Linked DNA regions of Homo sapiens: region 1 is linked to region 2. A link is a contact called in ENCODE Hi-C or POLR2A ChIA-PET data. All regions are on one chromosome and are shown on one strand. Each heading gives the region's core, a stretch centred on a gene start or an enhancer-like site at or near the end of the contact. The rest is flanking DNA. Distances are from core to core; before and after follow the strand shown. Region 1 overlaps GARRE1 (granule associated Rac and RHOG effector 1). Region 2 holds the start of PDCD2L (programmed cell death 2 like).

Region 1 (3,717 bases), core at 743-3,242, 95 kb after region 2:
AATACAGTTTAGCTGGGTGTGGTGGCATGCACCTGTAGACCCAGATAGTTGGGAAGCTGAGACAGGAGGATTGCTTGAGCCCAGGAGTTCAGGCTGCAGTGAACTGTGATTGTTCCACTGCACTCCACCCTGGGCAACAAAGTGAAACCCTGTCTTGCGGGGGGGCGGGGGCAGAAAGAAGGTAAAGAAAGAAAGAAGAAAGGAAAAAAGAAAAAAGAGATTGGATATTCAGAGGCAACTACCAGTATCTCCTCACTCTCCCCAGGGCCTACTGGGCTCTCTGCCCTGCCCCTGCTCAGATGCGCTCTCAGTTAGGTAGGAGGTTCTGGTATGAGGGCTGGCCCTGGCACAGTGAGCTGGGTGCGGGGAGAGGAGCAGTTGAAAGTTTTGCCGAATCAACAGACTTCAGGCTATTTTCCATCTGCATCACAGCACTCATCACACCTAGTGCCAGTCTATTTATTTATCTGGCCTACCAGTCCTGGAGTGCTTTTATTGTCCTTGTCATCTGTGCAATGCTTGCAGCTAGCTCATGTGTATTTATCGAGGAGGGTGGGTGGCTCAGCTGGGAGAAGAGGAAGGCAGGCCAGGTGGCTGGGCCTACTCAGGAGGGGCCCTAGTGCGAGCAAGGGTGCTCAGGGGTGCCTCTACATCACGCTATTTCTGATTTCCTGGCTCTGGACATTTCACCATTAGCAGAGGGGCAAGACAGCCTGTTCTCACAGGGGGATGGCCTCTGCCAACAAGCCCCTCTGCACTAGACTGCACTGGCCCGAGGCAGTGGGGAGGCAGCAGACACATAGGACACATAACCCATACATGGGCTGGCCTCAGAAGGACTTCAGGCAAATGCTGTTTTATGGGTGCTCAGGTTCCTGGTTTGTAAAGAGGAGGGAGGCTGCCAGAACAGGCCATTATCCAATCCTGTGAGATCTCCTAAGCTGACTAGAACCAAAAAATTAATTCAGGAAAGCCAGTTCTATCTGAAATTATATTCCATGAACTCTCCTATTTGTTTCCTTCTAATCTGCCCACCAAACCTAATTTTTCTAGCACATCACGCAAGCCTTTTCAGCAACTCAAAATTTTAAATCCTACTCTCTAAAAAGACAGCAACATTGCCATTCAATCACTAGTCCCCAAAATTAGCAACATTTCATTCTTTCCTTGACTCCCACCTGCTGCTGGCCTCCCACTTTCAGAGACGGTCTTTTCTCTGTTCCCATTTTCTCCTTTGATTCACTTTTACTCTCTTCATTTTTTTTGAAGAACACCTGCTTTTCTCTTCATCCCTACACCTTGGGTTTTCTAACTACTCAATAATGCTCCCCTTTCTGTTAGAAGACCACTTCACATGCGAAAAGCCCTCCATGAAATGGAGTTATTTATTGGGTACTCTGATATATTACGTCTTTAATACATTCCTGAATTTCTCTCTCACTTTTTGCAAACTTGGAAAAGGTCCAAACGTACACAAAAGCAGAACATAACAAGCCCCCATGTACCCATCAAAACACTTCAATCCTATGGCCAGGCACAGTGGTTCAAGCCTATAATCCCCGTGTTGTGGGAGGCTGAGGTGGGAGGATCACTTGAGCCCAGGAGTTTGAGACCTGGGCTCACAGCCTGGGCAACACAGCAAGATCCTGTCTCTACAAAAAAATTAAAAGTTTCAATTCCATTAACATTTTGCCATGCTTTTACCATCTATCCTTCCCCATCTTTTTTCTTTTTTTGAAGTAAATCCCAATCAACCAAGACTCAGTATGTGTTCAAGCTTCCCAACTTATCTTTTAAAAATTATGTTTTACATTTGGTTTGAACCTCAACCCCAAAAAGGTAATTTTATTTGGTTGTTATATTGCTTAACTCTTTTAATCTAGAACAGTACATTCTGTGTAATTTCTTTTAATGCTACTGACTTGTTGAACAAATCAGGTCAACTTATTACAGGATATGCCACATTGTGAATTTGTCTGGTTGCCTTCTCGTGGTATTGCATAACTTGCGTCACTACACCCCACATTTCCTGTAGACTGGATTCATTTTAGAAGCTTGATTAGATTATTTCAGGGTTTGTTTTTTTTTTTAAAGAGGGAGAAGTAGAATATTATTAATATTAGATGTGTTGTGCGGTTCTTGCTGCAGCACATCAGGAGACGTGATGACCTGTCTCCATTTCCATGACACTAAGGCTGATCAATGAGATTTGGGTGCGGAAGGCCTGATTCTCCCAAATGCGGTTCCTCAGCAACCTTCCAACAAATGGTTTCATCCTCCACTGTTGGCCACTGGTTGAGTCACCGAATTGATCACAGTCTGCAAAGTGGAGATTTTTCTCTCATCCATTAGGGCTATTTGGTTACCATGAAAAACAGTTTCTACTGGAAAAGCAGGAAATTTGCTTATTTCCTTACTTTTCTCCTTTTAATTAGCATTTATCAGAATAATGAGTTGGTTGCACATGCTTGTCTTGACAAATCAAAGTCAAAGGGTCCAGTCCCTCCACAGTGACAGATGCCCAATGGCCTTGGTGGCTTCCACCCACGTAGAATGGGCTAGACAGATGGTAAATCATGTTTGTTGACCACAATGCAAATTTACAGAATCACCCAAATTCCAGCTGCTTAATTAAGTACAGCTTCCTCTACAGGCTAAAGTCTGAAGACAATTTAGGTAATAGCAGATTCACCTCAGCAAAAAAGTAAGCCAAAAACACTGACCTGAAATTAGCAAGTTTCAAAACTGGATTCATACAAGCTTTTTATGAGGTGAACTTCAGTTTCTGATTAGCAGCAGCAATATGAACTTTCATCTGGCACATACCATTAGGAAATATTTACTCCATAATCTGTTACAGAAGATCTACCAGTCAAAACAAGTAACACTTACTTTTACCTTTAGGGCAAAAAAAAAAAAAAAAAAAAAAGGAACAGGATGCACATTCAATTCCATTAAGGTTAATGCAAATCGTATTTTTGAAACCAGCTTCTAATATTTTCCATTATTGTTACTCTACAATATTTCTGGTATATATCTATCCAAAATAAATGTTAATATACCTGAATTAAGGTCCTTAATTAAGAGTCAGTCAGCACTCACAGATAAATTATTTCAAACATATTCACAGGTAATCACATAGTATACAAAAGAAATTTGTTGTTGTGTCAAACTGAAAGCCAAGATGCAACTGTGTAAAGATTTGAGAGCCAGGCCCAGTGATACATACTTGTAGTCTCAGCTACGCAGTCTCAGATACGCGGGAAGCTGAGGCTGGAGGACTGCTTGAGCCCAAGAGTTCGAGGCTAGCCTGGGCAATATGGCAAGGCCTAATCTCTAAAAAAAAAAAAAAATATATATATATATTTTTTTTTTATAGTATATATATTTTATAGTATATATATACTATATATGTATATATAGTATATATAAGTATATATGTATATATAGTATATATATAAGTATATATGTATATATAAGTATATATGTATATATAAGTATATATGTATATATAAGTATGTATATATAAGTATATATGTATATATAAGTATATATATGTATGTGTGTGCGTATGTGTATATATATACATACATATATAAAAAATACATATTTTATATATATGTCTGGCATATATATATATAATACGTATATATACATATAAGTCTGGCTGCTTATTCACAAGATGGTAAATACTTGAAAAGTCAATAAAAATGCTGG
Region 2 (3,394 bases), core at 496-2,995:
AGGGGACAGGGTCTGGCTTTGTGGCCCAGGCCGGAGTGCAGTGGCACAAGTGTAGGTCACTGCAGCCTCAACCTCCTAGACTCAAGCAATCCTCCTACCTCAGCCTCCTGAGTAGCTGGCACTACAGTTGCGTGGCCATCATGCCTGGCTAATTTGTTTACTTTTTATAGAGACGATGTTTTGCTATGTTGCCCAGACTGCTCTCCCAACGTTTTTTTTTTCTTTTGTTTTGTTTTGTTTTGTTTTTACGGAGTCTGTCACCCACGCTGGAGTGCAGTGGCATGATCTCAGCTCACTGCAATCTCTGTCTCCCGGGTTCAAGCGATTCTCCTGCCTCAACCTCCCTTGTAGCTGGGATTACAGGTGTCTGCCACCATGCCCGGCTAATTTTTTGTTTTTGTTTTTAATAGAGACGGGGTTTCGCCATGTTGGCCAGGCTGGTCTCGAACTTCTGACCTCAGGAGATCCGCCCGCCTCGGCCTCCCAAAGTGCTGGGATTACAGGCGTAAGCCACCGCGCCCAGCCTGGTCTCCAACTTCTGAGCTCAAGCAATCCTCCCACTTCAGCCTCTCAAAAAACGGTGGGATCACAGGCGTGAGCCACCATGCTGGGCCTCCATCTCCTTTTAACAAAGGAGTTAGAAAATAAAAATAAAGTAAAATAGAAGAAAAAAAAAACTCTCACAAAACCTTAAGAAAGGCCGGGCGCGGTGGCTCATGCCTGTAATCCCAGCACTTTGGGAGGCCGAGGCGGGTGGATCACCTGAGGTCGGCAGTTCGAGACCAGCCTGACCACCATGGCGAAACCCCGTCTCTATTAAAAATACAAAATTAGCCGGGCGTGGTGGCATATGCCTGTAATCCCAGCTACTAGGGAGGCTGAGGCAGGAGAATCGCTTGAACCTGGGAGGCGGAGGTTGCGGTGAGCCGAGATCGCGCCATTGCACTCCAGCCTGGGCGACAGAGCGAAACTCCGTCTCAAAAAAAAAAAAAAAAAAAAACTTTACGAAAATAGCATTTTATGGTTCTTCAGAAAAGCAAAAAACACTCCAGTGTACTTCAAAGAACACGGCTTTAAAGTCTGCCCCAAACTATTCTCTGGAAAATATCCTCAAATGACAGAAAAACAATAACATGCCAATCACAACCTTTACCTGAGCGTCCTGCGCCTCTCTCTCTGGCACCTGCAGGCACTGGGAGCGGAACACCTTCCAGCTTCGGGGTGAAGACAAAGGGCCGTGAGGGCTGCACCCCGACTCCAGCCCGCCGGCCCGCCCCAGCCCGCTGGAAAGGACACCCCTGGAGCAGCTCTGGGACTTCCCCGCCTACCTGCGCGCACCGCCGGTGCTACAGCCGGGGCAGGCGCACGCGAACACGTGCAGCAGACGGTGAAACGGGGAGCCTTCCAGCGGGCAATACACCTGCACGACCAGAGCGAGCGGCTGCCCGCAGCGCTGACACACGGGCCTGGGCGCAGCCACGGTGGGCAGAGCATCCTGAGGGGACAGAGGAGGCGCTCAGACCCCGACTCCCCCCAGGACCTCGCCCACTCCCTCCGCACCCTTCAGCAGCACCCATCGACCCCAGCTCCGGCACCCGCCCTCACCGGAATGCCGCCCAGCTTGCTAGCAGTCCAGGCACCCGGCCCTGTGGGGCTGCCGTGCACCGGCGCATCTCGAAGGCCCAGCAGCACCGGCTTCAGAACGGCCGCCATGGCCGCCGGGCGACCAGGTGAAAACGCAAACTACGGCGGCCTCTCTGCGCACGCGCAACGCTACGCTAAAATGATAACCCCGCTCCCTTACTAGGATCCGATGCGGAGGCGTGGCTTTAAGGCGCGTGCGCTCAGGTCCCAGAGCCACAGAGGCGCCGCTGGCGTCAGGGGCTCGAAATCCCGGAGTCCCAGGCATTATGTGCCCCTTAATGCGCTGTGATAGGAAGTACACACCATCTACTAGGAAGTAGTTTTGCCAAAAAGCTAACTTTCTTTTTTCCTTTTTTTCCTGAGACGAGGACTTGCTATATTGCCCACACTGGTCTTGAACTCCTGGGGTTCAAGCGATCCTCCCGCCTCCGCCTCCCAAAGTGTTGCGATTACAGGTGTGAGCCACCAGAAAAAAGCCTTCCCGGAAAATAAAAATTTTAGGTGGGATAATGGTATTATCAGTCATTAACAAGAACAATAAAGTTTTTTAAAAAGTTAAAGTTTTTAATTTTTAGAGAAACACACCAAAATGCTTATAGATGAAATACCTCCGATTTGCTACTACATAATTAAGGTGGTGGGGTGTAAATACAGTAAGATTGACCATGAGTTGATAATTGTTGAAATTTGGTGCCAGGCACATGGAGATTTATTCTATTTGGGTTTTATATGTTTGAGATTTTTCAGTTTTTATTTTTGTTTTGTTTTGTTTTGTTTTTGAGACAGAGTCTTGCTGGGTCGCCCAGGCTGAAGTGCAGTGGCGCCATCTCACTGCATCTCAGCCTCCCAGGTTCAAGTGATTCTCCTGCCTCAGCCCCACCCAGTAGCTGGGGTTACAGACGCCCACCACCACGCCCGGCGCCCGGCTTTTTTTTTTTTTTTTTTTTTAGACGGAGTTTCGCTCTTGTCGCCCAGGCTGGAGTGCACTGGCGTGATCCCAGCTCACTGCAACCTCTGCCTCCCAGGTTCAAGCGATTCTTCTGCCTTAGCCTCCCGAGTAGCTGAGATTACAGGCATGTGCCACCATGCCTGGCTAATTTTGTATTTTTAATAGAGATGGGGTTTCTCCATGTTGGTCAGGCTGGTCTCGAACTCCCAACCTCAGGTGATCCGCCCACCTTGGCCTCCCAAAGTGCTGGGATTACAGGCGTGAGCCACCATGCCCGGCCTTTTTTGTATTTTTAGTAGAGACGGGGTTTCACCATGTTGGCCAGGCTGGTTTCGAGCTCCTGAAATCAAGTGATCTGCCCACCTCGGCCTCCCAAAGTGTTAGTATTACAGGTGTGAGCCACCGCGCCCAGCCACACAATACAGTTTTTTCAATTCCTGCAGCACAACATGGGTGAATTTCAAAAGCATCATGGGAAGAAGCCAGACACAAAAGGCGCCATTCTGGTAAACGCAGAACTTCGGAGGGAAAAAAATCAGTTCAATGGTAGTCAGGAGTTGGGATGAGGGAGTAGGACTGGACCACAAGTGTCAGGAACTTTTGAGGGTGAGGAAAATGCTGTATATCTCATCTGTAATGGTTCTAAGACTGTATATACACTTGTGAAAACTCATAACTGTATACCAAAGAAAGGTGAATCTTACTATATGTAAATCACACCCCAATAAACCTGACTTTTTAAAAATGCAGGCTGCAAAAACATTATTTTAGGATTCATAACGTGGTATGCAAAAGAAATGA

Evidence for each region. Hi-C counts contacts between places; a loop is a spot of excess contacts on that map. ChIA-PET counts read pairs that join two places held with the same protein, here RNA polymerase II (POLR2A). Pooled maps may share reads with other maps.
Region 1: a loop to region 2 is called in a pooled map, with 2.4 times the contacts of the local background. The contact joins the enhancer-like site here to the promoter of PDCD2L in region 2. A Hi-C loop is called at or near these places in 1 of 50 pooled maps. POLR2A ChIA-PET finds 5 or more read pairs at or near these places in 4 of 52 experiments (GM12878, T-cell, activated CD4-positive, alpha-beta T cell and 1 more).

Annotation. Positions count from the first base shown.
Region 1 is chr19:34,307,451-34,311,167 of GRCh38, reverse strand. The region is part of intron 2 of GARRE1 (granule associated Rac and RHOG effector 1); the gene reads right to left. Among named protein-coding and RNA genes, the nearest start is that of GARRE1, 55 kb to the right of the region's middle. RefSeq lists an enhancer at 179-678. Within about 2 kb of position 1,992, at least 12 of the 41 ENCODE cell types and tissues checked have a DNase peak (open chromatin) inside an H3K27ac peak, as active enhancers do.
Region 2 is chr19:34,402,750-34,406,143 of GRCh38, reverse strand. PDCD2L (programmed cell death 2 like) reads right to left here and starts at 1,745. Exons shown (of 7, transcript NM_032346.2): 1 at 1,606-1,745; 2 at 1,329-1,495; 3 at 1,154-1,214. The coding sequence starts at 1,713.